5 separate regions of the Homo sapiens genome follow, and all the other regions are linked to region 3. The links are chromatin loops, found by intact Hi-C in ENCODE. Cell type or tissue: A673. All regions are shown on one strand. Region 1 has its middle 79 kb from the start of TRDN. Region 2 overlaps TRDN (triadin). Region 3 has its middle 49 kb from the start of FABP7. Region 4 has its middle 50 kb from the start of SMPDL3A. Region 5 overlaps TRDN (triadin).

The links. Hi-C counts contacts between places; a loop is a spot of excess contacts. Peaks named below come from ENCODE experiments on the same cell type or tissue, not always from the same donor. Only the 100,000 strongest peaks of a DNase experiment are listed, where the experiment ranks them.
Region 1: it touches region 3 in a loop (3-fold over the local background); 4 of 110 quality-filtered maps call a loop at or near these places.
Region 2: it touches region 3 in a loop (6-fold over the local background); 61 of 110 quality-filtered maps call a loop at or near these places.
Region 4: a loop joins it to region 3, with 7 times the contacts of the local background. A loop is called at or near these places in 104 of 110 quality-filtered maps.
Region 5: a loop joins it to region 3, with 8 times the contacts of the local background. A loop is called at or near these places in 6 of 110 quality-filtered maps.

The regions. Positions count from the first base shown.
Region 1 is chr6:123,713,181-123,718,180 of GRCh38, reverse strand. No RefSeq gene overlaps it. Among named protein-coding and RNA genes, the nearest start is that of TRDN, 79 kb to the right of the region's middle. In A673, CTCF peaks have their summits at 2,697 (motif pointing right) and 2,703 (motif pointing right); a DNase peak (open chromatin) is centred at 3,010; H3K27ac peaks cover 1,759 bases.
Region 2 is chr6:123,314,868-123,319,867 of GRCh38, reverse strand. TRDN (triadin) reads left to right here. Exons shown (of 41, transcript NM_006073.4): 24 at 3,373-3,411. The region is part of intron 1 of LOC124901393 (a long non-coding RNA gene); the gene reads right to left. Among named protein-coding and RNA genes, the nearest start is that of TRDN-AS1, 120 kb to the left of the region's middle. In A673, a CTCF peak has its summit at 2,935 (motif pointing right); a DNase peak (open chromatin) is centred at 2,947; H3K27ac peaks cover 669 bases.
Region 3 is chr6:122,728,472-122,733,471 of GRCh38, reverse strand. No RefSeq gene overlaps it. Among named protein-coding and RNA genes, the nearest start is that of FABP7, 49 kb to the left of the region's middle. In A673, a CTCF peak has its summit at 2,494 (motif pointing left); a DNase peak (open chromatin) is centred at 2,461; H3K27ac peaks cover 821 bases.
Region 4 is chr6:122,836,623-122,841,622 of GRCh38, reverse strand. No RefSeq gene overlaps it. Among named protein-coding and RNA genes, the nearest start is that of SMPDL3A, 50 kb to the right of the region's middle. In A673, CTCF peaks have their summits at 1,958 (motif pointing right) and 3,320; DNase peaks (open chromatin) are centred at 1,972, 2,392 and 3,172; H3K4me3 peaks cover 371 bases; H3K27ac peaks cover 2,192 bases.
Region 5 is chr6:123,377,680-123,382,679 of GRCh38, reverse strand. It overlaps TRDN (triadin), which reads left to right. Exons shown (of 41, transcript NM_006073.4): 15 at 533-562; 16 at 1,290-1,310; 17 at 4,782-4,814; 18 at 4,938-4,964. Among named protein-coding and RNA genes, the nearest start is that of TRDN-AS1, 59 kb to the left of the region's middle. In A673, a CTCF peak has its summit at 2,179; a DNase peak (open chromatin) is centred at 2,209; H3K4me3 peaks cover 643 bases; H3K27ac peaks cover 3,159 bases.

The DNA.
Region 1 (5,000 bases), 980 kb before region 3:
GCTAGAAAGCTTAGAAATAGGTCTATACACCCATAGTCAATTGATATTTGGCAGAAGTACAAAGACAACTCTGTGGAAAAAGAGACAGCTTTTTAACAAATAATGTTAGAACAACTATTCATATGCAAGAAATTGAATATTGATCCACATCTTGCATAATGTACAAAAATTAACTCAAAATGTATCATAGAACTAAATGTAAAACACAATGACATTAATCTTCCAGAAGAAAGCTAATAGAAAATCTTTCTAATTTTGGGTTTGGCAAATACTTCCTAGATACAATATTAAAAGCATGAACCATACAAGAAAATATTTACGAATTAGACTATCAAAATTGAGGACTTCTGATTTTGAAAGACATTGCTAAAAGAATGAAACAAAAAAGCCAGAGACTGAGATAAGTGTTTATAGATTACATATCTGATAAAAGACTTGTAACCAGGGCATATGAAGAACTCTCACAACTAAAATTTAAAAAAATAAAATAAAAGGGCGTATTGTCTAACGTCCACTTTCTAGGCAACTGAACTCCATAAGTTTATAAATTTCTGGTATGGTAATAATTAGCAATCTAGGCAAAATGGGAATATTATGCTAAAAGCCCCATGGATCAGAAATTTAGCTATTTTTCAGATAGTAAATGCCATTAGAACATATACAAGGCTGTCTGTCCAAGGCAAAATTGACTTAAGACCTGATTTCTCAATCTTTTTGTCATTACTACCCATCTACAGAAACTTTTTATACATTTTTTCTAAACGTAACCCATGAAATTTTTATGCCGCAATTTTTATTATCTTGTATACTATTTGTACTTTATACATAAGAAGTAAGATTTTTTTTTGCCCTAAGAATTTATCCCTTCCCCAGTTGAGAATCTGATGGTTTGAATACCTCTGAGGAGATAGTTTCAGACCTCCTGTGAAATCTGTCCTTCCCAGGCCATCCTCTGACCTGCATCCGTTTCTCCTTGCTTCATGTTTCTCAGGAATCTCTTTTTAAAGTCTTACAAAAATTTCTGCAGTTTTTAACACAAATATATAAATCTATGACTATCCCAATAATTACCAGAATGTGAATCATCAATAGAGAGTTGAAATTATCTTTATAATATATGTTAATTATGACCATATCCCCCGTTGATACTCTCTTCCTAGTTTTCAGTCATCAAAAGTGATTTGAACTTCTTTATATGTACCTATTAAAGTGTGTGTATAATTTTTTACACATTTATTTCCTTTTCACCAAGTCATTTTTCAGAGGTATTCTATCAGTGGCAGGCTTCAAATCAGTATTTTGTGTCCTGGGGATTACCAACTGATTTTCAGTTAATTCTATTAGTAAAAACAAAAACCACTTGACTGCATCAGAGGGATTAACATAATGTTTGACATAATATGCAGCTGTTTGGAGTAAGACTTTCAGGTTGTCCGGAGACAACACAGTATAGAGTCTTTCATTGGTTCAGTTCTGACGCCAGTGACTCACTCTTGAGCAACAGAATGTGGTAGATGTAAAACTCTGTGATTCCTAAGGCTATTTCATAAGAAGCCTTGAAGCTTTCACCTGAAATGCTCACACTGGGGAAAGTCAACCTCATGTATAATGTCTGACTATCTTGAGACCATCATGCTATGAGAGAGCCTGAGTTAGCTACGTATAGCTATCCTGCAGAGAGAGACCCCCAGATAGCTCCTATCTATTCTATCCATCCCAGCTAAGGTGCTAGCTACGGTAGTAAAATTTTTTCTTAAGCATGCAGCCCCATCTAGTCTTCAAAAGACACCAGCCTCAGCCACCAATTGATTATAACCACCTACGAGACCCACATTAGAACTTCATAGCTGAGCCCAGTCAGCCCTCAGAACCACTGGAGATAAGCATTGATGTTGAAGTGCCTGTGTTTTGGGGTGGTTTATTATGCAGTAATAGATAACTGAAACACTGGGAGAGATGATAAGTCCTCACTTAGTACTGATAACGGGTATGGTGTTCTGTTAGCTTGATTATACTTCTATCCCACTCACAAATCACTTCATTTTCTTTCCACATTTACTATTGGCCTCCTTGTAATGCAGTATGAATTTGTATTAGCAGCTCTTTTTATCACAATAATGAGCCTTCAGAAAGGATATTTTTGCCGGACCCGGTTATCAGTGACCACTTTCTAATATTCCCATGTCATGTCTGGCTAGATGGGGATGCATGCTGATTGGGCCACCATATATGTTGTTACTCTCAGGCATTTGTAGCATGGGCACAATTTAGGTACATAATAAACGCCCAAAATATTGGGTGTTTCATAAAACTTCAAATGGGCATGTTGTTCTATGGTATATAACTATGTTATTCCTATTTCTCATTCTCCTCAGGGCTCTCTTGGTTCTATTTCTACTTTCCCGAAAGTTATTCAGTCTACATTCACATTTGATATGGTCAGAAGGGAAAAGCTAGCTCTGGCACACGAGGCAGCCAAGAGCAATGTGCTTCTTATAATTCCCAGGCAACTCCTTTAGCAGTGTGCTGCCATCTTGATTAACTGACACACGGTGCGCAGATGCTAAACTGTTCATGAACCCATGCTTTGTGTAATTCACAGGCAATTTAGTTCTCTGGTTATCTGAAAAAGAACCAAGTAGTAAATACAGTCTATAAATAGTAAAATGGTAGCTACAATTAATTAGCAGTTCTAATTGGCTATTGGTCAGTTGAGTCACCAGGGGGCACTGTATTACATCTTTTTCGAAATTATTCAGGTGGAGTCCAAACAAGAGCTAGTAAATAAGCATGAATTTTATTTTTCTTCTCTGCAGAAAACAGATCAGGTGATTTCTCCCAGCATTGGCCATTCATCAAAATATAATCTGACAGAAATGGCTGAGAGTATTATTCTCTTGTTCCAAGATGCTCTTGTGGGAATAATATTATCACTTCCTTTCCTGGAGTTTTGATTCATTTGTGCCTCCTTTCTACTTGCCATAATCTTTATTGCTTCCCGTTATTACCCATTTTATCCTAAACCTTCTTCCCTGGTGGGATAATTTGATTCAACAGTACCACTTACTCAAAAATCAGACTGTAACATCTGCTATGCCAAGGCCTCTTCACGGCACTGTTGAACAAAAGGAGTCATTTCTCAAAAGGTATATCAGATAGGGGCCAAAGACTTTGGCTCCTTCAAGCTTTGCTGAGAATTACTCATATGAGGCAGATTGATTAATAGGAGGAAAGGTATACAAATTAATTTAATGTCTATACACAGAATGATATCTTCAGAATGAAGACACAAAGACACAGGGGAAATGGCCCATTTTAATGCTTAGCTTCAACAAAGTATAGACAGCCATGTAGAAATATGATTGGACAAAAAGATATGCTCTAATGCTAACAGATTGAGTGAGGGAAGCCCAGTGAGGCTTGTCAGTCTAGAATCTTCTTGACCTCTGTGAGCATGCATTCCTTCCTTCCGGGTGTGGGGCAGGACTTCTCTGGAATGGGGGTCTTATGACCCACAGTCAAAAAAGATAGGTCAGATCATCTTTTTATGGCCAAGTTTTACATAGATAGGACAGAGGGAAAGGTAGAGTAATATTTTTAGGTTTTATGACTGGCTTTGGGGTAAAAGAGGTTCTTGTTTCTATGACCCACCTTCTGGAAGAGGGATTCTAGTTTCTATCGCTAGCCTCAGGGAGAATGGGACTGAGAGAGAGGGGAACAGGAGAAGGTCAGGGAAATACTCTTGTTTCTGAGGTGGCTACTGAGGCCTTCATTTTGGGGTATTGCTTTCTGAGCCCCAATGTAATCTCCCTCTGAAGATGTCAAGTCCTTCTTGGGAACTCCAGTGGTCTGAATTTGGATTCTCCCACTGAGATTTAATATAAATTCCTCATGTTGTACCTTTCCCATTAATATATTCTAATACCTTAGGGTCTTCTGGATGTATTGCCCAAGGGCAGGGCTGCTTGTTCTGCAGCCTGGACTTACTGCAGGGACCTTTCCTGCTCTAGGGTAAATTGAAAGCCAACATCTTTTTGTATCATTGGGATATGAGACAGAGCCATCAGAAGTTCAAGACCAGCCTGGTCAAGATGGTGAAACCCTATCTCTACTAAAAACTACAAAAAAATTAGCCGGGTGTGGTGGCAGGCACCTGTAATCCCAGCTACTCAGGAGGCTGAGGCAGAAGAATTGCTTGAACCTGGGCGGCAGAGGTTGCAGTGAGCTGAGATCACACCACTGCACTCCAGCCTGGGTGACAGAGTGAGACTCCATCTCAAAAAAAAAAAAAAAAAAAAAGAATATGTTATCCCCAAAATGCAAAGACACCTGTAGGGTATTGTACTATCTTCTTCATTGCGAGTAAGACAAGATTAAATAACTTAACTGTTACCTTGGATGAGATATACCTGCTTGTTTCTAAACACCAGTCCTTGGAAAGTTTTATTCATATGGTGGACCCCTGAATCTTTATGGGATTTATCTCACTCCCTCTGAAGCATGACTGTCCTACCAAGGCCTCTCATATGCTCCTCTGGCCCAATTAGCATGATGTTATTTATGTACATCATGGATGTGATGGTTTCCGAAATGTTCTGATGATCCAGATCTCTTTATGCTGTCTTTCAACAGAAGCTAGGAGAGTTTACATAGCTATGGGGCAACTATAAACATATAATTTTATTTATTCCATGTTCATGTGAATTATGTATGATCCTCTTTTATAACAGGTAAAGGGAAGAATGCATCTGCCAAATCCAGGGTTGCATGTCACATACTGGAGACCATATTACTTTGCTCCGGTAAGAGCACTCTATCTCTCAAGGTGGCTGAAATCGGCACTACTATACCTGTGAGTTCGTGGTAGTCTACTGTGACTCCGCTGCATCTGTCTGATTTCAGGAGCCAGGCTGGTGAATTAAATTGAGATATGATGAAGATTACTGCCCTTGTACCCTTTAGAACAGGGTTTGGTAAACTTTTTTTGAAAAGGCACATAT
Region 2 (5,000 bases), 590 kb before region 3:
GGCCCATCAGCAATTTACATTTCACAAATGAAATCAACAGCCTGGAAAAGTCAGTGCTGCATAGGAAATGGCAGGCTGCCTGCCTCAACAACTTAGCATGGGGACTTTTTGGTTCCATATTTCCCCAATGCTTGTACGTGTAGCCCAAAACGAAGGGCTTCAGTGGCAAATGTTTACAGAAATTAGATATTGTATTATTATACAAGAATAATTGTGGTAGAAAACAATTAAACAGTGAAGACAGAATGAAAAATAAATGCTCGCCTGCTGTCTCTCTGGCCTCCCAGTCCCAATGGCCAGTATTAACTAACAACTGTCCTTGGTTTCCTGAAGCATCTCATTATAACTTTTCATTAAGCTTCATATATAAAGTTTATATATATACACACATATGTAAATATATATATAGTTGTTTTTATATGGCTTGAAATAAATCCTAGTTAGAAACTGTAATCTCATATGGCTCAAAAAATACTTTACTGTCAGTAGAAATATCATCTACAAAATGAGTGCACTGAGTTCTTAAAAATCAAGTAGCCTAATAAAAGAGCTGCTCAACTTAGAAAATCCGTTGCCACTTTCTCACATATCAATTCCTGCCTTGAGTATTCAAGGGTAAAATCCCAATTCTGTTTAAAAAAAAAAGAGAAAATTACTTTGAAAGATCATGCAATTTAAGTTTATGAGCATAATTTAAAAATAGCTAAGCTCTTTATATACATCACTTCTAATTCTCACATCAATTTTACATTATTTTCTCCATTTTAGCAATGACAGAATGAAGACTTGAGGTTTTAAGTAATGCCCAAGGTCACAAAACTTAGGAAATGAGCTTGCTTTTAAAGTCAGATTATAAAACCCAAAAACCGACTCTTCATACACCAAAAGAACTTGTCCTAAGGTCATCTTTAGCATTACTGTTCACATAACACTAAAGCCAGTAGTTCTATTCTAGTAAGAGGGCCCACAGCCACACGTTAGATAATACCTTTTCATAGGAGTGCTTACAAAATTCTGTGTACAAGATCGAAGTTGGTTCTGGTTGTATTGTACCCATAGTTGGTATAAATATTCTCCACAATTTTTATTTTTTCCAAAAGATCGTTTGACAAACATTAAGGCTGAGAAGATTTCATTTCAAGATTACAATATGATTGACAGGAGTGAAAGCCGTGTGCAGAGTGGGAAGCAAGGCTGTTTCAAATAGATACCTATTATTGATGAGCAAAATGCTAATGAACTGTGTCCTAGGAAGAAAAGATTTAAATTTGTGGGAATTCATTTCTAAGAAATCCAAATATTCAAATTAGCCATACTTCGGAAACAGAACTAAGAAGGAGACCAAGATCATTCTATCCAGACCTTGGGATATGACCCGGGTGAAGGGAAATAGGTTGGGAAAATGGAATCTTGGTTCTGCCACTTAGCAGCTGAATGAGGTTCCGCAAACTAACTTCCGTAAGTTTCAGTCACTTCATCTACCAAATGGGGATTAAAATAGCATGTACTTCATAAAATAATGGAATAATGCAAGTCAATAATTGACCAGCACTTGAGCCATAAGTACTCCAGAAAAAATAATTCTCATCACTAGAATTGTGCTAATTTGCTTGAAAGTTTAAACTGTACTGTTGACCTAGCATAGATTCAATAAAGAAAGAACTATTAGAGAAAAGAAAAAGTTGTTTCCTTTCCAGTGAAGCCAAAATCTCATCAGAACTCACCATCAAAAGAGAGAATTGTGTATTGTAGACTAAGTAATTAGATAGGAATTAACTTTAGCCTAAACTGACTGAGACAAAACATAGCACCAGGAAACCCAATAATTGAAGGTATCATTGAATTGTTGCAGGCCATATTTGCTATCATTGGACACATAAAGACATCACTTATTTTTTTAAGTTTCTAAAATAAAATATAAATGCAACAGCTATGTGACATTGAATTTTTATCTCTAGTTGCAGAGTCATAAGATGAATCAACTTCTTCTAGGACTTCAGATACCCAACAGGGAGCCTTTAGTCATTCTATATATTCCATTTATTTCACTCATTCATTCCTTCAACAATATTTGTTGATCATATACCACATATCAGATATTTCACCCAGTGCTGATATTTGAGTAATAAACAAAACACAGTTCTTGCACTAATGGAGCTTAAAATCTAAAGAGTGATTACAGACAATAACAAAATTTTCTATAATACTGTGGCACATAGAAAACATTAAAATAGGGTGTATCTACCAAGCTAAGTGAATGTGTCAAAAAGGGGGAGAAATATGTGCCAAAGAGTGTCAGAGTGCATTAATAGCACTGATACTACTTTTTACAGAAGGTGCACTCAAGTATTATCGGAAGTAGTGTGTAAAAGTCTATGACATTCTTTATTATATAAAATTCTGCAGTTAAACAAATTAGTTTTTAAAATTATAACTACAGAAAATGAGACACTGCTAGACTAAAACCCAAATAAAGCTGGTAGCATTATCCCTTATACATAGTTTATGCTCAGTAGGTATTCCAACTATGAAGTCAGTTTTTTCTGCTGTTTGGAGGGAGGAAAACTGTAATGTACCTGGACTCTTCCATTAATCAAAAGAAGACTCTATACCAAGAACAGATAATTATAAAGCCTAGGAAAGTTGGTTAGATAAAAGGATAGACTGGAAACATGAAAATATAGTCAACTATCTTATTGATTAGGGTTGTGCTATGAGTATTACTTGAATAGTTTAAAAAAGGTATGAATTTATTCTATACTGGTGTTTTTAGAATGCAGAATTTCTGGACAAAAGACATTGTCCTAGGACAATAAGAGAACAAGATACTTTATGTCACAATTGTCTATATTATTATATTAAATTTAGGTAAAATTGATTTATTTTATAAAATTGATACTAACGGAAATACTAGGAAAACAATAATTATATTAACCACTAGGTGGAGCCCCATGAATTAAATGTATGGTAGTCAAAGACAAAATTGCTTAAGTTGGTCAAATTAGGAAAATTTATGACGTTTTTCTTCTGAGCAATTTTTATTAATTTTTTAATTTGCAATATTTTCAGAATGCATAAATTATAAGTCCTGGCTTTTATTAAAGACAAGAAGCCAAATTACTTGATTAGCATGAAACTTTTTTGCAAACTGGATTTTAAAATCAAAGTATTTTTGCTTAAGTTACTTTATAATTTACCAAAGATACATATTCCATTAATATTTTGATAACAGTATATAACTATAATTGAAATTGAAAACAGACAAGAAAAATCAGTGAAGCCTACCTATTAATCCACTTTGTACTGACTATTTTTCAAATGTTATTTTTTTCCCTTTTGTTTGTACGTGTTTATGTGTACGTTTTGCCCCAGAACCTGAAACTAAAAAAGATGAAAAGATGTCCAAAGCAGGTAAGGATATTTTGTAAGATTTACATACAAGGAGATGTTCTGTTTGGTTGGAAGAAAGCTAGTTTTACAGTTTTACAATCCTGGCTGGATAAAATATTTAGACATCCAAAACATTAAAAAAATACTGATGCTATGTGCCATATATTTTACAAGTAATAAGCAATAAAACTAAATGTATGCTAAAGTTAACAAAAATTCCTTGCTTTCTGGTAGCAGATTTTGGGTAAGTTTATCAAAGCACTAGAACCATTAGCACATACGCTGCTCTTTGTTTATTTACTGGGCAATTGAACACTGTTTATGAAATGCTAAGAGGGCACCTTAAATGTCAGAGGCTCCATACAGAGCATGTCAAATGCCTAAAATTTATTATTATCATGGATTGAGTTTTATGAACCTGTATTTACCTACTTTCAACCATTTTGATCTCCAAAAAAGGAGTCCCACATGGTTCAACCTAACAGATTAAACACTTTTCTTTCACACAATTAAATGTGCAAATATTTTATGGAGAAGTAATCCATTGACCTATTGGCCATTAATTTGAAAGCTGAAATACTTTTAAAATAGACTTTCTAAAAACAGGTTTTGCAAGGGAAGAAGTCAAGAGATTAGCTGGGCACTCAAGGCTAGTGATGAAGGTTGAGTGGATGAATATCATAGAATATGGGAAAATGTAGAAAAGGAAGACACTAAATCCTAAGGAAAATTTCAATTATAGTCTTTCTATGGCTTATCCTAATTCAAGTATTTTGTATCTTTATAAGGAGATTTATATGTTTATATCTATCCAAAAGAAAGTTGTATCTATATCTATATCTCTCTGTAGAGTGAAAGTGATACTACAAAAAAGCAGACATTCATGATGTTGGTCTAAAAATTTTTGCATATATTCATTTGCACAAATTTTAATCTATATTTAAGCAGTTATTACAAATCACCCTTCTATGTATATGTTAAATATTAAATTATTAAAGTCATTTCTCTTAAGAGCATTGCCATCAGATCAAAATAAATTGTTTATTTTCTTATTTTTAGTGAATAAGCATGCCCATTTAAAGTAATTTTATATAATTTTAAAACATGCATTCTTTGGAAGATCAATGAAAAGTTGAACAATTTTAAACTGCAGAAAAAAAGCATAATAGAGATAAAATGTTATATTGAGTGTTTACATCAAAAGTTACAAATAAACTTTAGATATATCTTCAGAAAAGGAAAAACTGCGTACAAAAAATTGCTTTATTATTGTTAGCATTTTTACTGGAGTAGTGAAAACTCACTAATCAGATAAAAGGTGCATTATGTTGTCCTTTCCTCTTTGCATAACATTGTATTTTATGCTTTATTTTACTGATGATATATAATAGAAAAAGTAACATGCACTAACAATTTCCTATTATTAGTTTACATTAAGTATTTATGTCTATTTTATTATTGTTACTTAAATTTTATTTTAAGTTCAGGTGTACATGTGCAGGATGTGCAGGTTTGTTACACGGGCAAAGATGTGTCATGGGGTTTGTTGTACCAATTATTTCATCGCCCAGGTATTAAGCCTAATATCCATTAGTTATTTTTTCTGATCA
Region 3 (5,000 bases):
AACATCCGTTGCTATAGGGAAGCAGATGTTTCATCAGAAGAGTGAAATGATTCATTTCGTTAATTACCAGTAGGTGACAAGCACCTGGGGAGGAGACCCAAGCCCTTCTTGACTGTGGTGTTAAAAGGGAAAACTTAGGAAGATGGTGCCCCTGGAGAGCCGGCTGGTGCTAGGGAGCAGGAGGTGTCTGTGAAGTTGCCTCAGAACTTTGTTGCTAAAGCAGCGCTCTTTCAAAGTGTAGAGCTCAGTGCAGAGGAAGTGTATCCTGTTCTTCCTCTATACTTAGTGTCTTTTTTTTTAATCCCAACTATGACAAGAGGCACCAGGAACCAAAATTATCCGTAGGCTTAGACCAAAGCCTTCGGAGGCTGTGCAGCATGGATCTACCCAAGTAAGAAGAACCCCAGGGAAAAAAGAAGGTGGTGGGGATCAGAGCTCAATTCTGCACCTGCTGAGTGCCCTTCAAACAGACTTTAAGAGGCAGTCTTGTCTTTAAGCACACCCTCAACGTTAATTATCATCTTAACCTTTTAACTAATCTGTGCTTCAGTTTCCTCAGCTGTGAAAGGAGACCAAGAATAAATCCTGTGTCGTGAGGTTGTTGTGAAAATTAAAAGTTAATGTGAATAAAGCACTTACAACAGTATCACTGTGTGTTTGCTCTCATTTGGGGAGATGATGTAGATTAGTGATTAAAAGCATGGATTCTGGAACAAACTTGCTTTGGTTTGAAGCTTGGCTTTAACATTTACTCATGTGAGCTTGGACAGTACGTCTCTGGGCCTATTTTCTCATATGTTGGCCTATTGTGAGAATTAAATAATCTCATAAAGCACTGAGAACAGTTTTAATACATACTAAGGGTTAGTTATATACTATCTGTTCCTTCCCCTTGTTAACTACCCACATGTGGGCCTGTCACTGAATGTACATCTTCTTGTAGAGCGAAAGCACTCCAGAGATTTCAGAAGCTGTGCTCAGAATCTCTCACCCCAATAGAACCTCACCAAGACTACCTGGCCAGCGTCCCCTTTGTGCATTCAACTTTCCCACATAACACACAGTGGGATTTGTGGAAAACGTTCTCCCTATTTTCCTTCCTGCTCTTGGAAAAACAGGAATAATCATCTTGTTAACCCCAATTCCTCCACTTAGGAGACACCAATCTTTCTTCTAATTGGAAGGGGAACTATTAAGCAATAAGATGATATTTTGAATTAAATCAAGAACAAAACCACATATTCACATAGCATTTACACATTTACTTGAGTTCAAACTGCCAGGGGCTCTTCCAAGTCTAAAAGTCACAATTGAAAACAGTGCTTTAAACTTGAAAGACATCAGAGGTCTATTTTGAATTGAAGCTTGTAGAGAACTCAGGATTATTTGTAATTTGATTTTAATGAATAAAACATTTGTGTATTGCTATTTTAAATTTTTTTTTAAAAAGATCCAGATGACCCTGTTACACAGAAAAAGGAACTCTTTGTTACACATCAGAAAAAGTGATAGACTTTATATTCTTTTTATTTATTTATTTTTAGCTTTTATTTCATTATACTTTCAGTTCTGGGATACATGTGCAGAACGTGAAGGTTTGTTACATAGGTATACATGTGCCATGATGGTTTGCTGCACCCATCAACCCATCATCTAGGCTTTAAGTCCCGCATGCATTAGGTATTTGTCCTAAAGCTATTCCTCCCCTTGCTCCCCATATATTCTTAAGAAGTGTATTTTTTTATTTTTATAGATTTAGGGCTTATGTATCATCTTGTTACATGAATATATTGCCTAGTGGTGAAGTCTGGGCTTTCAGTGTAGCCATCGCCTGAATAGTGTACATTGTACCCAATAGGTAATTTCTCATCTCACTCCCACCCGCTTCCAAGTCTCCAATGTCTACAATTCCACTTTCTATGTCTGTATGTATGCATTATTTAGTACCCACTTATGAGTGAGAACATGTTGTAACTAAGTAAAATAACCCAGAAACTTTCTGATGGCCTCCAGTTCCATTCATGTTGCTGCAAAAGATATGATTTTATTCTTTTTAGGGCTAAGTAGTATTCCGTTGTATTGTACCACATTTGCTTTATTCAGTCATCTGTTGATAGACACAGGTTGATTCTGCATTTTTGCTAATATGAATAGTGTTATGATAAATATACTGGTGTAGGTATCTTTTTAACATAATGATTTATTTTTCCTTTGGGAGAAGTATATTTTTAAGCTATATTAGAACACCTTCTTTTGGTACCTAAGAACATAGGGTATCCTAAAAAATTGGTAGCCACAGAATAGCACACTGTTATAATATTTTTCTTGTGTCTCTTGAAAAAATTGTGTTGGAAATACTATAGTTTTGGTTGCTGTTTTGTTTTTGCAGTAATCCTGACCAACATATGTAGCAGAATTGGTGAAACAAACTGGAAACCTCAGGCATGCCTCGATTAAATTTTTTGTAGAGCCAGTGGGAGCAGAGCACCACCTAGTGTCAGTTTTGAATAATTCTCTCAAATAAGAAAAACTGCCCAGGGTGAAAATAATGTACCCAAAGGCACGTAGTCAATATAGGTTAAATTTAGGTCAAAATCCTGGAACCAAATCCGCATTTATTGACGACAGCCCCATGCTTTTTCTCCTATTATTCTCCACAATTTTACATCAAAGAAAGGCAATATGTAAAAAACAAATCCCTTCCACTAATGGAAATTCAATTTAGGTGACAAATACGTTATAAAACAGGACTATTTGAATATCTGGTATGCCTAAAGCACTATGAGAGCTCAATTCCACAGACTCTAAGGTGAGACTTTTTTTTTTTTTCTTCAGATTTCTGGCTTTCTTATGGTTCCCTGAGGTCTCTGTAGCGACCCATCTGGCACTTCGGATGCTTCTCTGCCATCAACATTGCCAAAAATAATTCAGCCTCTGAAATTTATCACTGAGGAACAAATGAGATGATTTCACTTACCTATGTGGCCCTTCTCTAAAAATGTTCATAGTTAGTTCATGCCAGATGCAGTTTGTGTCTCAGAATGTCCATGTGCCCTCTTCACAACCATGGTTAGCCCCAAGCTGAATGTGAGCCGAGCCAAGGATGGGGAGCCTTTCTTCTCTGCCTCTCTTCCAGCTACTACTTCCCACCCCAAAGAATCCCAGTCTTCTCACCAACTCTGCACTCCTTCAGGGCTCTACAAGTTAATGGAAAATTAAATGACAACAATACCAACAGCTTGCCATATAAAATCATTTCTGGAATGAGGTAAAATATGAGTTAATGAAAGAATAAAGCCAAATAAATAAATAAAATTGCTGTTTTGAGATATCAGTGCTCATTTTGGCTCATATGTTATTCTTCTTATACAACTTTTAAATTTCCCTAAGAATTTTGAGTAAATTCAGACAAATCTAATATGCTCATGAATGAGCTGGTTTGGGGAAGAGGGGACTTTTGGTACAAGAGAGGCTGTGCACATCCAAACTCTGAGAGCCCTGTCCTAAGTCACTGTTGCACTTCCTTGTGTGAACTCTCAAAGATACTCTCTGAATCCATTTTCTTCATCTGTAAAAATGAGAAACATTAACAACTATTTTATATGATTTTTTATGAAGATTCAAAAGGATCTACTATGTGCTAAGTAATCACCAGTCACAAGAAATTTGGCTATGATGATGATTTTTTTTTTTTTGAGACGGAGTCTTGCTCTGTTGCCCCAGCTGGAGTGCAGTGGCATGATCTCAGCTCACTGCAACCTCTGCCTCCTGGGTTCATGCCATTCTTCTGCCTCAGCCTCCCAAGTAGCTGGGACTGCAGGCACCCGCCACCATGCCTAGCTATTTTTTTGTATTTTTAGTAGAGACAGGGTTTCACCATGTTAGCCAGGATGATCTCGATCTCCTGACCTCATGAACCGCCTGCCTCGGCCTCCCAAAGTGCTGGGATTACAGGCATGAGCCACTGCGCCCGGCCTATGATGATGACTTCTGTTGATGTGTGCCCACTGAGAAATCCATTCTAGGATTTTAACAAGTAACAACAACATTGCCCCAGCCCTTTGTTTGAGCCAACGCTTCCAGTTTTTAACTGGCTGCAGATTTTTAATGTTCTGAGAGTTGTCATCAGTAACACTAAAAAAAAAAAAGGGACTCAGTCTGATTAATCAGTCCTGTTTTTAGCCACGGAGGTGTTGCTAGCGGAAAGAAAAGAGCAGAAGAATAGAAGGAAATCTATACTGGCAAATAACATAGGAAAAAATCAACAGATCTAGAACATTCAACTTAAAGTCTTTATCATCCTTTATGTTCTGGCAAATAATAATAATATGAGTTTTTGCTAGTATGCCAGGCACTGCCCTTATCAATGACTAATATTCACTCACTTAATCCTCATAATAATTTATCATTTTACATGTTGAATAAATGGAAGCACAAGGAATAAAATGAACAAAATCATAAGAGCAAATGGCAGAGCTGTACTTTGAACTTGAGGGGCCAGGCTCCACAGACAGGGTAACAGATTAGTGAGCTTTGGTTATATCCTTTTTTTATTTTACTTTTTAATTAACAAATAATAATTATACATATTCATGGGGTACATAGTGATGTTTTGATACATACAATTTAGAGTGGTCAGATCATGGTATTTGCATATTCATCATCTCAAGCATTTGTCATTTCTTTGTGTTGAGAATGCTCAACATCCTCCTTCTAGCTATTTTATTTTAATTTGTTTTTGTTTTCTGAGACAGAGTCTTGCTCTATTGCCCAGGCTGGAGTGCAGTGGCACAATCTCGGCCCACTGCAAACTCTGTCTCCTGGGTTCAAGTGATTCTCCTGCCTCAGCCTCCCGAGTAGCTGGGACAATGCCACCACATCAAGCTAATTTTTATTTTTCTACACCCAGCTAATTTTTGTATTTTTAGTAGAGACGGGGTTTCACCATGTTGGCCAGGCTGGTCTTGAATTATTGACTTCAAGTGATCCACCCACCTTGC
Region 4 (5,000 bases), 110 kb before region 3:
GAACGAAACTAAGCCGGACCAGGTGTGAGGAGGGGAGGTGATAAAGGATTATAGGGTGGAGGAGCGGAGGCTGAGGAAGAATTGGGACCTAGCTCGGCCTGGCGAGGAGCAGCCTGGGGAGGAAGGGAGAGGTCAGATGGGTCTGTAGAAAAGGAAGATTAGAAAGACTCAGTGACGCTTGGGGTTGGAACTGAGGGGACAGGTGGGAGGGAAAGAAGGAAGATTTGGGACGAGTTGCACTGGGCACAGAGACTAGGAAGGGACTGATGTGTAAAAGAATGCCTGGACGTCAGGCACCTCAGACTGTTTGCCTATTTTAAGACAAGAATTATTTAGATATTGCAGGATGGAAAAATTCAAAGTGCCATTTTCTGGCTATTTGGAACTACTGTCAAGTTTGTATTGGGGTCAAGCGGCATTGCAGAAGAAAATAAGGCATTTAGGTTTTAGGTCAGGTGTTAAAGAGGTTTTAAGTTTTTGAGAACACAGGCCAAGGGAGTAGGAGGAGGAATGGAGGGTAGAAGGTTGCCCATAAAGAGAGAGTAGAGAAATGGAGAGAAGGGGTTCGGGGGTTCTTACCTTCCAGAAAAGTGGGAAAATGGGTTGGGGCGCAGAGATAAGAGGTCGGGGCACGGAAATAAGGGATGGGGTGCAGAAATAAGGGGTTGGGGCACAGAAATAAGGGATTGGGGCACACAGATAAGAGGTTGGGGTGCAGAAATAAGGGATTGGGGCACAGAGGTATGAGGTTGGGGTACTTGCCCCTCCTCTAGAAAAGCGGGACTTGCCGCTAAGAGTGAAGGAGAAGGGGTTGAGGGGTACTTGCCCCTCTCCCAGAAAAACAGAGAAGGGGTAGAGACAAGGAGAGAAGGGGTTGGGGTACTTGCCCTGTCCCTGGAAAAGCAGAGAAGGGGTAGAGACAAGGAGAGAAGGGGTTGAGGTACTTGCCCCTTCCCCAGAAAAGCGGGACTTGCTGCTAAGGGTGAAGGACCAAGGCAGGCGTCCCTGCGTGGTCTGACACCCTTGAAACGTGGGTGTATAATCAGAGGCGTCCCTGCAATGATTAAACACCAAGGGAAGGCTGCCTTCCCAGTCCGTGACCAGTGCCAGAGTTTTGGGTCCACTGATAAAACGTGTCTCCTTTGTCTCTCCCAGAAAATGAAAGGAATTGAAATTAAGAGAAGGGAGAGATTGAAGAGTGGAAAGGAGAAAGTGGTTGAGGGACAGTGAGAGAGGTTGGAGAAGAGTAAGAAGAGGCCACTTACCCGATTTAAAATTGGTGAGATGTTCCTTGGGCTGGTCGGTCTGAGGACCTGAGGTCGTAGGTGGATCTTTCTCACGGAGCAAAGAACAGGAGGACAGGGGATTGATCTCCCAAGGGAGGTCCCCCGATCCGAGTCACGGCACCAACAGTCCCCATATCCAGAGAAAAACCAAACTCTTGCTCCAGCCTGCAGGCCCCACTGGTCCTTCCCTTCTCTGCCTTTGCATGGCACTGTGCTTGTCTCTATTCTCTGCATCTCACTCAGCTCAGAGCACAATGGCCTCTTTACCGTTCCTCAGAACCAGCAGATGCCCTCTTGATCCTTGGCATCTTCACATTTCTGCTGCCCAGGCCATGCTTCCCCTGGCCCCAGCACGGCTTATGCCCTCACTTCCTTCAAATCTTGTCTCAAACGTCTTATTTCCAGAGAGGTCAACCTAGGAACACATGATTTAAACTTGCAATTCTCCAGCCACTATGCCTGTCCCTTCTCTGATATATCATCTCCATAGCCTTGTGTGTTATTTAATGTGTTTGACAGAGATAGTGCGTTGCTTTTTTACTACTGAAGCTCCAGTGTCTAGAAGGTGACTGGCATAGTGTAGATCTCAATAAATATTTGTCAACTGAATGAATACAGAGGGAGGAGCATGCTTGGGCCAAATTCTGTAGCTGTAGTAGATAATCCTTGTCACCAGGGGGCAGCACAACAGAATTAAGGGTTTGATGAAAGCTGGGGAAGCTATCACAACCCAGGTGCACACAGACAAGATGAGTTTTCCAAACTCAGACCATGAAGAGCCTATGTGGAAGAGGATATCAGGGGTAGCAGAATCAACCTCTGTTTTGCTATGTGACCTTGAACATCACTTCACTCTCTGGACCTTGGTTTCAGCAAGGGCGTATTAGTTTCTCTAGAGGGACAGAACTAATGGAATATATATATATATATATATATATATATATATATATATATATATAAAAAGGGGAGTTTATTAAATATTAACTCACACGTTCACAAGGTCCCACAATGGGCTGTCTGCAAGCTGAGGAGGAAGGAGAGCCAGTCAGAGTTCCAAAACTGAAGAATTTGGAGTCCAATGTTCGGGGACAGGAAGCATCCAGCAGGGGAGAAAGATACACGCTGGGAAGGCTAAGCTAGTCTCTTTTCACATTTTTCTGTCTGCTTATATTCTAGCCATGCTGACAGCTGATTAGATTGTGCCCACCCAGATTAAGGGTGGGCCTGCCTTTCCCAGCTCACTGACTCAAATGTCAATCTCCTTGGGCAACACCCTCACAGACACACCTGGAATCAATATTTTGTATTCTCCAATCCAATCAAGTTGACACTCAGTATTAACTATCACAAAGGGCTAGCACCTGATTTGTTGACTCTCATTTACTTCTGGTTCTAACATTCCATGATTCTAAAACAAACAGAAATCACACTGAAGTACAAAGCCCCCAGACCCCAGAAAGCAAAAACACAGCAGAAACTACAAAGCAAACAGCTAACAATATCGTGATAGGATCGAAACCTCATGTATCAATATTAAACTTGAATGTAAATGGTCTAACCACCCTGCTTAAACAGGACACCCTCTCAACTTCTCCTGCCTATTTTAATTTCATATTCAGGCTGGAAGAAAGGGGCAACGAATTTCTCATAAAATTGTATTTGAGCTACTGGAATTCAGTTAAATACCCACAGGTTCAATAGAAAGGCCCTTTTGTGTGAAGTAAAGCTATATCAGTGAGTGAGCTTGACTCAATTTAGTTATTCCCACATCTATTTTTTTAATGAGAATGAGTAATATTTCCGGAAAGAGAAGAAAAGTTAGCACCACTTAAGAGATCCCGGGGCTCTAAGATAGCATCAACTAAATGCTATAGTTTCTTATTACTTTTGGGGAGAAGCTAATGTACAGCAATTTGAAATCCAGGCAATATTGCATCCTAGAAAAGAAGCCATTTAACTTTATCCATGGGATTAAAAGACTAAATTTTCTTTTCTTAGTACTATCATAGAATAATTTAGTTTTCTCCAGTAGAAGCAGTATTTCCACAACAGATCAGGGGATGGCAGTAAAGAGTTGCTCTCTGGTCAATAAAGTATTTGTATGACAGAGAAAAATTATAGTTTAAACTAATTTATTTGTATATTGTATTGCCCCTAATAAAATTCACACACCATTTTGTTGGCTTGAATTAAAGTGTCATCAAAGGGCTTGTGGAGATTAGTTTGGGCATTGACTTAACATGGCATCTCAAAATAAATACTCCCCAAATTGCATTTTACCATTGCATATGAAGCCCGCAACCAGCGAAAATCATAATGATTTTATCAGGATCAGGTATTTAAGTGACTTTAATTAAATCCATCTCTGGTATGGGGTTGGTGATTTCTATTTTAGGGCAATTCTTAATCCAAATATTTGACTTATTTCAGAATATTTAATTCACATCCCTGTTTCACAGAATTTTACTTAAAGTAAAAACCAACCTAGGAGCCTTGTGTCTTTGTCCTAACTCTATAGGTATGTGTGGGTGTCTCTGGTTGGAAATGTACAGGGCTGCTAGAGAAATGGAGAAAGAAAGCATCCACACCGTGCATCTGAAGAGCACTAAGTAAACTCCTCTGTCTTTCTGTCTAATGTTCTGAGCAATATTAGATAGGGTACCTGGAATGAATCAAACTGTTAGCAGTGGTGAGTATCTGAGTTACAAGCAGTGAGTCCATACGGGTCTGCAGCCACCTCAATTATTGTCTTCAAAGAAGAAAAAATTCGACTGAGGGGCATAATGCAGAAGAACAGATTGAGGCAAGTTTTAGAGCATGAGTGAAAGTTGACTTAAAAATTTGAGAGCAGGGGCACGGCTCAGTGGCTTATGCCTGTAATCTCAGCACTTTGGGAGGCTGAGGCAGGTGGATCATCTGAGCTCAGCCTGGGCAACATAGTGAAACCTCATCTCTACAAAAAAATTTTTTAAAAAACTACTTAGGAGGCTGAGGTGGGAGGATTGCTTGAGCCTGGGAGGTGGATGGTGCAGTGAGCCAAGATCACGCTATTACACTCCAGCCTGGGTGACAAAGTGAGACCCTGTCTTAAAAAAAAAAAGAAAAGAAAAGAAAAGAAAAAGAAAAAAGAAAGAAAGGAAGAAAGAAAAGGAAAGAAAAAAAAAAGCTTTGGAGCAGGAACAAAAGAAAAAAAAAGTACATTTGGAAGAGGCCCAAGCAAGCGACTTTGAAGGACAAGTGCAGGGTTTGACCTTTTGACTTGGGTTTTGTTTTTTTGTTTTTGTTTTGTTTGTTTTTTGTTTTTGTTTTGGTGACAGAGTCTTGCTCTGTCACCCAGGCTTGAGTGCAGTGGTGCGATCTGGGCTCACTGCAACCTCCGCCTCCCGGGTTCAAGCAATTATCTGTCTCAGCCTCCTGAGTAACTGAGATTACAGGTGCCCGCCACCACGCCTGGCTAATTTTTGTATTTTTAGTAGAGACAAGGTTTCATCATGTTGGCCAGGCAGGTCTTGAACTCCTAACCTCGTGATCCATCCGCCTCGGCCTGCCAAAGTGCCTGGATTACAGGCGTGAGCCACTGCACCCGGCCCGACTTGGGGTTTTATATGTTGGCGTGATTCTGGGTCTTGCGTTCCTTCTCCCCTGATTCTTCTCTTGGTGTGGGTTGTCCACATACACAGTGGCCTGCTAGTGCTTGGGAGGGGAGCATGCACG
Region 5 (5,000 bases), 650 kb before region 3:
GTCAACAGTAATCTATTTCTTTTCCATTACCATAAGAATGTCTGAATATCTATATTGGAAGTGTATTGATTATTCAAAGACAGTGCAACATAATTCACCTGGACTGACTTAGATTGAACAAATGAAAGTTTCAAGTTAACTTCATGAACTCCTAAGCATCTTTATGGAAACAGAGCATATATTTACTCAGTTTGATGTTCTATTAACAGGTTACTAACTTACATAGGCAAAACAAAATTTCTTTATAAATTATATGTGGGTATATTTTCCTTTATATTTTTCAATGTTTTATATTCTTTATAAAATATTATTAATATAAGATATTTTATAAAGAGTTTCTCACTCCTGCTTCACTCTAATACTTATTCCCACAAAACAGAACAGTTTCTAAGTCTCATATTCTAGAAATATACAAATGATCAATTTGTTGAATAATCAATTTTATTTGATTGTTTATAGAAATTTGTTGTGAGCTGATCAGCTGTTGATTTATTGTATCTGTTTTATTAATAATTTATCTTTGTGTTTTCAGATTCCAAGAAAACAAAAAAACCTGCAGAAGGTACTGGACATATTTCTTTTTTTCTGCCTTATGTTTGATGAACCATGAAACAGCATACCTTCTTAAAGGATTGATGTAGAAGAAAGAATTATGTGTGGGATAGAGGAGAAGAAAAAATGATTGAGATTGAGAGAGAGAGAGAGAGAGAGAGAGAGAGAGAGCGCCAAATCTATTCTGACAATACTGCTATGAGAAGTATTTCGCAGTAATGGAAATAAATACTGCATATCCTTTCACAGTAATTGTTTCCAAAGAAATGTTTACTTAACAAGAAATTGAAAAATTTTCAGTATCAAACATTTATTTTACTAGAAAGCACACACTAAATTACTTTTTGATAGACTGGCATCAATTAGGAACTGATTTCTTCCTTTCGGTCTTGAATAATTCATTTGGCAAGTATACCTGTGCCTCCTAGACTTGTTCACATGTGTTTTTATGTGTTTAAGAGACTATTACATATCAGGTGTAAATAATTTAAAATGGTTAAACAGTATAATCCTGGGTTAATTTATTGTCAAATAATATTTGCCAATCAAATTATGGAAGCACCTACAGTAATTAACAATACCTCAGAGCCTCACTGTGAAATTTCACCTCATTGTGAAATTTAAGGAGAGAAAATTGGAAGGAGGGGTGGGAAAAATTACAGTCTAATCAATATGTAGGGTAGTACGTTTTATCTTTAAAGTTTTAAGAGCAATGATTTTGTTTGTATTTCTTTCAGTAGAACAACCCAAGGGAAAAAGTAAGGAAATGCATGCAGTGTATTTGTGTACTTTTTTTTTTACTACTATTATTTGCCTGCTGCTGTATTTAGACCTGCAATTTTGAATCCGCTTTTCCTATGTTTTATGCATGTGAACTCTGTTGTTTTTTGTCCAAGTGAAAAAATACACAGTCTGGGGGTTAGAGTGGACTGAGAAGCATAGTAATCATTTTTAGAACTCTTTCTCAAGCTCATGCAATCATCTAACAATACTCTTGACGGGCTTGTAATCAAAAGTAAAACTGCATTCCATTAACCCAAACTGACTTATGTTTTTGTAAATTTAGTCCTAATCTGGTTAGTTGTCAGTCCTTTGAAAATTGACTAGAAGTTCTTTTACAGGCTAGTTTTACAACTTTTTTCCTATCTTTCTTTTTGTAATCTGTAGATATTTTGGCATGCCCATGTGATATATGACATTTTTCCCATAACATAATTTCCCCCCTACACTCACTATGAGCTCTGTCTAATAGGGTTGCTATTCAGCCTCATCCACTGTTGCTTTAACACTATTAAGACTGTGTGCTAACAATTCAGTCAAGCTCAATAACTTAATGTATGTCTTTCACAAATATAGGTTCTCCTCTGAAGAAAATAAGATATATTTAACAAAAGAAAGCAAAAAAAAAAAAAACCCTTGAACTTATTCAATACACTATTAAAAATTAGCACATTACCAGCAATATAGATTTTAAGATTCTAGTGATATCAAAAATGTTTTAAAATATATACCAATTAAAATATATTTATGTGTTTTGGCCCTACAAAAAGCAAGGATGCTGAGACATTCAACGTTGTAAAAATGCTCTAAAATGCCCTGTGGAGACACTCGTGAAATTATACTACAACTCAGCCAGGGGGAGCAATCCATCTACAGAGAGTTCTCTCAGTTCCAGATTTACGTGTGTGCAGAGCTACTGATGAGTACTGGCACAGAGATACAGAAAGCACTCTATAAACGCTGCACCAGCAGGAAAATGGAGAACAACTGGAGATTCGAAAAATAGTATTAAAGTACATATAGAGATAGCCTTAAGGCCCTTTATTACAGTTTATAAGATTTAAAAGTTCCTGCACACACTGCAGCTCCTTGGCAATCTTCAGGGCACTGATGCACTTAATAAATAAACATGCCTTTTCACGCATTCATTCACAACCCAACTGTTTCCCTCCTTGAGAAGGTCCTCAGATTGTGACTCGGGCAGCAATAAGGAGAAGAAATAGTTTTCTTCAAAACACCTATCAGTTCTTTTCAAATTCACTCATTTGCTATGGTTTATCATCTAGACTTGCTTTTATTATTGTTAGTGTTGTATCTTTGAATTTCTTTGATTTGGATTTTTTATCTTGAGGGTTGCTTTACTCGATGGTACACCCCAATTTTATATTTTATTTTGCTTCTACTTTTCTAATAATCACAACTTAAAGGTTGTTCACTTTTCAGATATTTTTAATTATGGTTAAGGGAAACAGGATGAAAAGTACAAGAGACCATCCTGTACATTTTGTAAATGTTTGTGAGCTATAATTTTTTTCAAAATAAAAAGTAAAAGAAAGAGACCTCAAAAATCAACCATAAACATGAGTTTGCAGTCCCTGTAGAGTTAAAGGGTAAATCAATGTATATTTACTAAGGTAATTCAATAATTACACCATGAGCTATCCTATATAATGAACAAATTAGCACAGCTATTTTTCAGCTTTCTGATAAGATTGAGGGGACTTTATTTTAACTTTTAATCTTATGTATAGCTGGTATTCGATTCTGATGCATGTCCAAATCTGCTTCCAGTACTTTTTTGACTGTTATCACTGTTTGTGACTGTCATCACAAATTTCTTGGAAATGTTTTATAATTAGAGCTTCAGTTAAGCAATAAATTAAACAATGTATTTAATTGCTCTTCATTTGCCAGACAACATTTGATAATGTTCTCATTTTGTTTAATTTTAGCTAAATCGTCATAGCTTCTTCTTTTTGACCTGCAACACTTGGCCAAGCCATTTGTTTCATTTTTTTGTTTTGCTGCTTAAAGGCTGTCTTAAAAGAGGATAAGTTGCTCATTATACCACACTTATTTAATTAGAAGCCTGACTAACAAAATTGTATACTTGGGAAATTGATGTGATGACCGTAGCATTCTATGACACTCTATATTTTTAAAATATAGTTTGTAGAGTTCTTTCAGTATGAACATATTCTAGTCTTCAAAATCTATTCATTAAATAAAACTTTAAGAATCTTTCCATTCTTCTTTAAAATATCAGATAAAAATGTGGGTATGTTAAAGTATTTCTTGAAAATCTTCTTTTACATTAATTTGACAAGGTTGTCAAGGCAAAATAAATAAGAATAGAAATGTAGATGATAGCACTTCATGTAAAATTAGTGCTTGCAATTCTTATAAAATTAGTACTTATTATAATGTAAATGTCAGCTTAATCTTGAGAACAAAATAATGCTTTGTCTCATACAATATTGACAAAAGTAGATTCCTGAAAAGAAACGCTATATAAAGAGGACTCCAAAAGGAGCATTTGTCCTAAAAGCAAGGCAAATGTTTTACCCTGAAACTTCTTTTTCTATTTTAGTGTCTTAAATATGCCTCACAAAGCCTTTGTCTTAGCTTAACAGCTATTTCTTCCATGTAAGAAGATTCTTAGAAGAGGCAGTCCACGTGAAATGTGCTAATCTTCATCTTTCTGAGAATTATTTTAAAATAACTGCAATAAGCTGCGGTGCTGTGGCTCATGCCTGTAATCCTAGCACTTTGAGAGGCTGAGGTGGGTGGACCTCTTGAGCCCAGAAGTTTGAGACCAGCCTGGGCAACATGGTGAGACTTTGTCTCCACACACACACACACACACACACACACACACACACACACACACACACTACAAATCTGGCTACACATGGTGGTGTGTGCCTGTAATCCCAGCTACCTGGGAGGCCGAGGTTGGAGGATCAATTAAGCCCAGGAAGTGGAGGCTGCAGTGAACTAGAATTATAACACTGCACTACAACTTGGGCAACAGAACAAGACCCTGTCTCAGAAAAACTAAGCAATTTCTTAAAAAGCTGTAATAATTATCTTTTGTACTTACTATTTTGACTCAAATTTATTTCATATTGATCTAATATAATAGCAAATTTAATTTTTTTCACCCTTTATGGATTCTATTTTATTTTTCTGGTTTATCATCTGTAAAAAATTCAAATTCCTCTAATATTCAGAATATTTTGATGCTGCCCCATAAGGAAACTCCCAAGATAAATGGAAAAAAGAATTATTTTAAGTATATAATCTTAGCCTTTTTATGTAAGCCATTATTAGTTGCTGCAATCTGGCATCAGCACATGCATGTTTCTTTGTGTTAAAACAATTAAGTTGGGATTCATAAACTTTAGAATAATAACGATAATAATAATAACAATAATAATATGTTTCAGAACAGGAAAAGAAAGAAAAACATGTGGAACCAGGTAACTGTTTTTAAATTCCTCTGTTCTCACAATTTCATAATATTATTTGATTTGCAATTGAATACTGAATTACAATTGAATGACATAGAATGCTGATTTTTTTTTCTTTCCTTTTTGATACAGCAAAGTCACCAAAGAAAGAACACTCAGGTGAGTAAGACCACTGTTGCTGGATTCCGAATACTC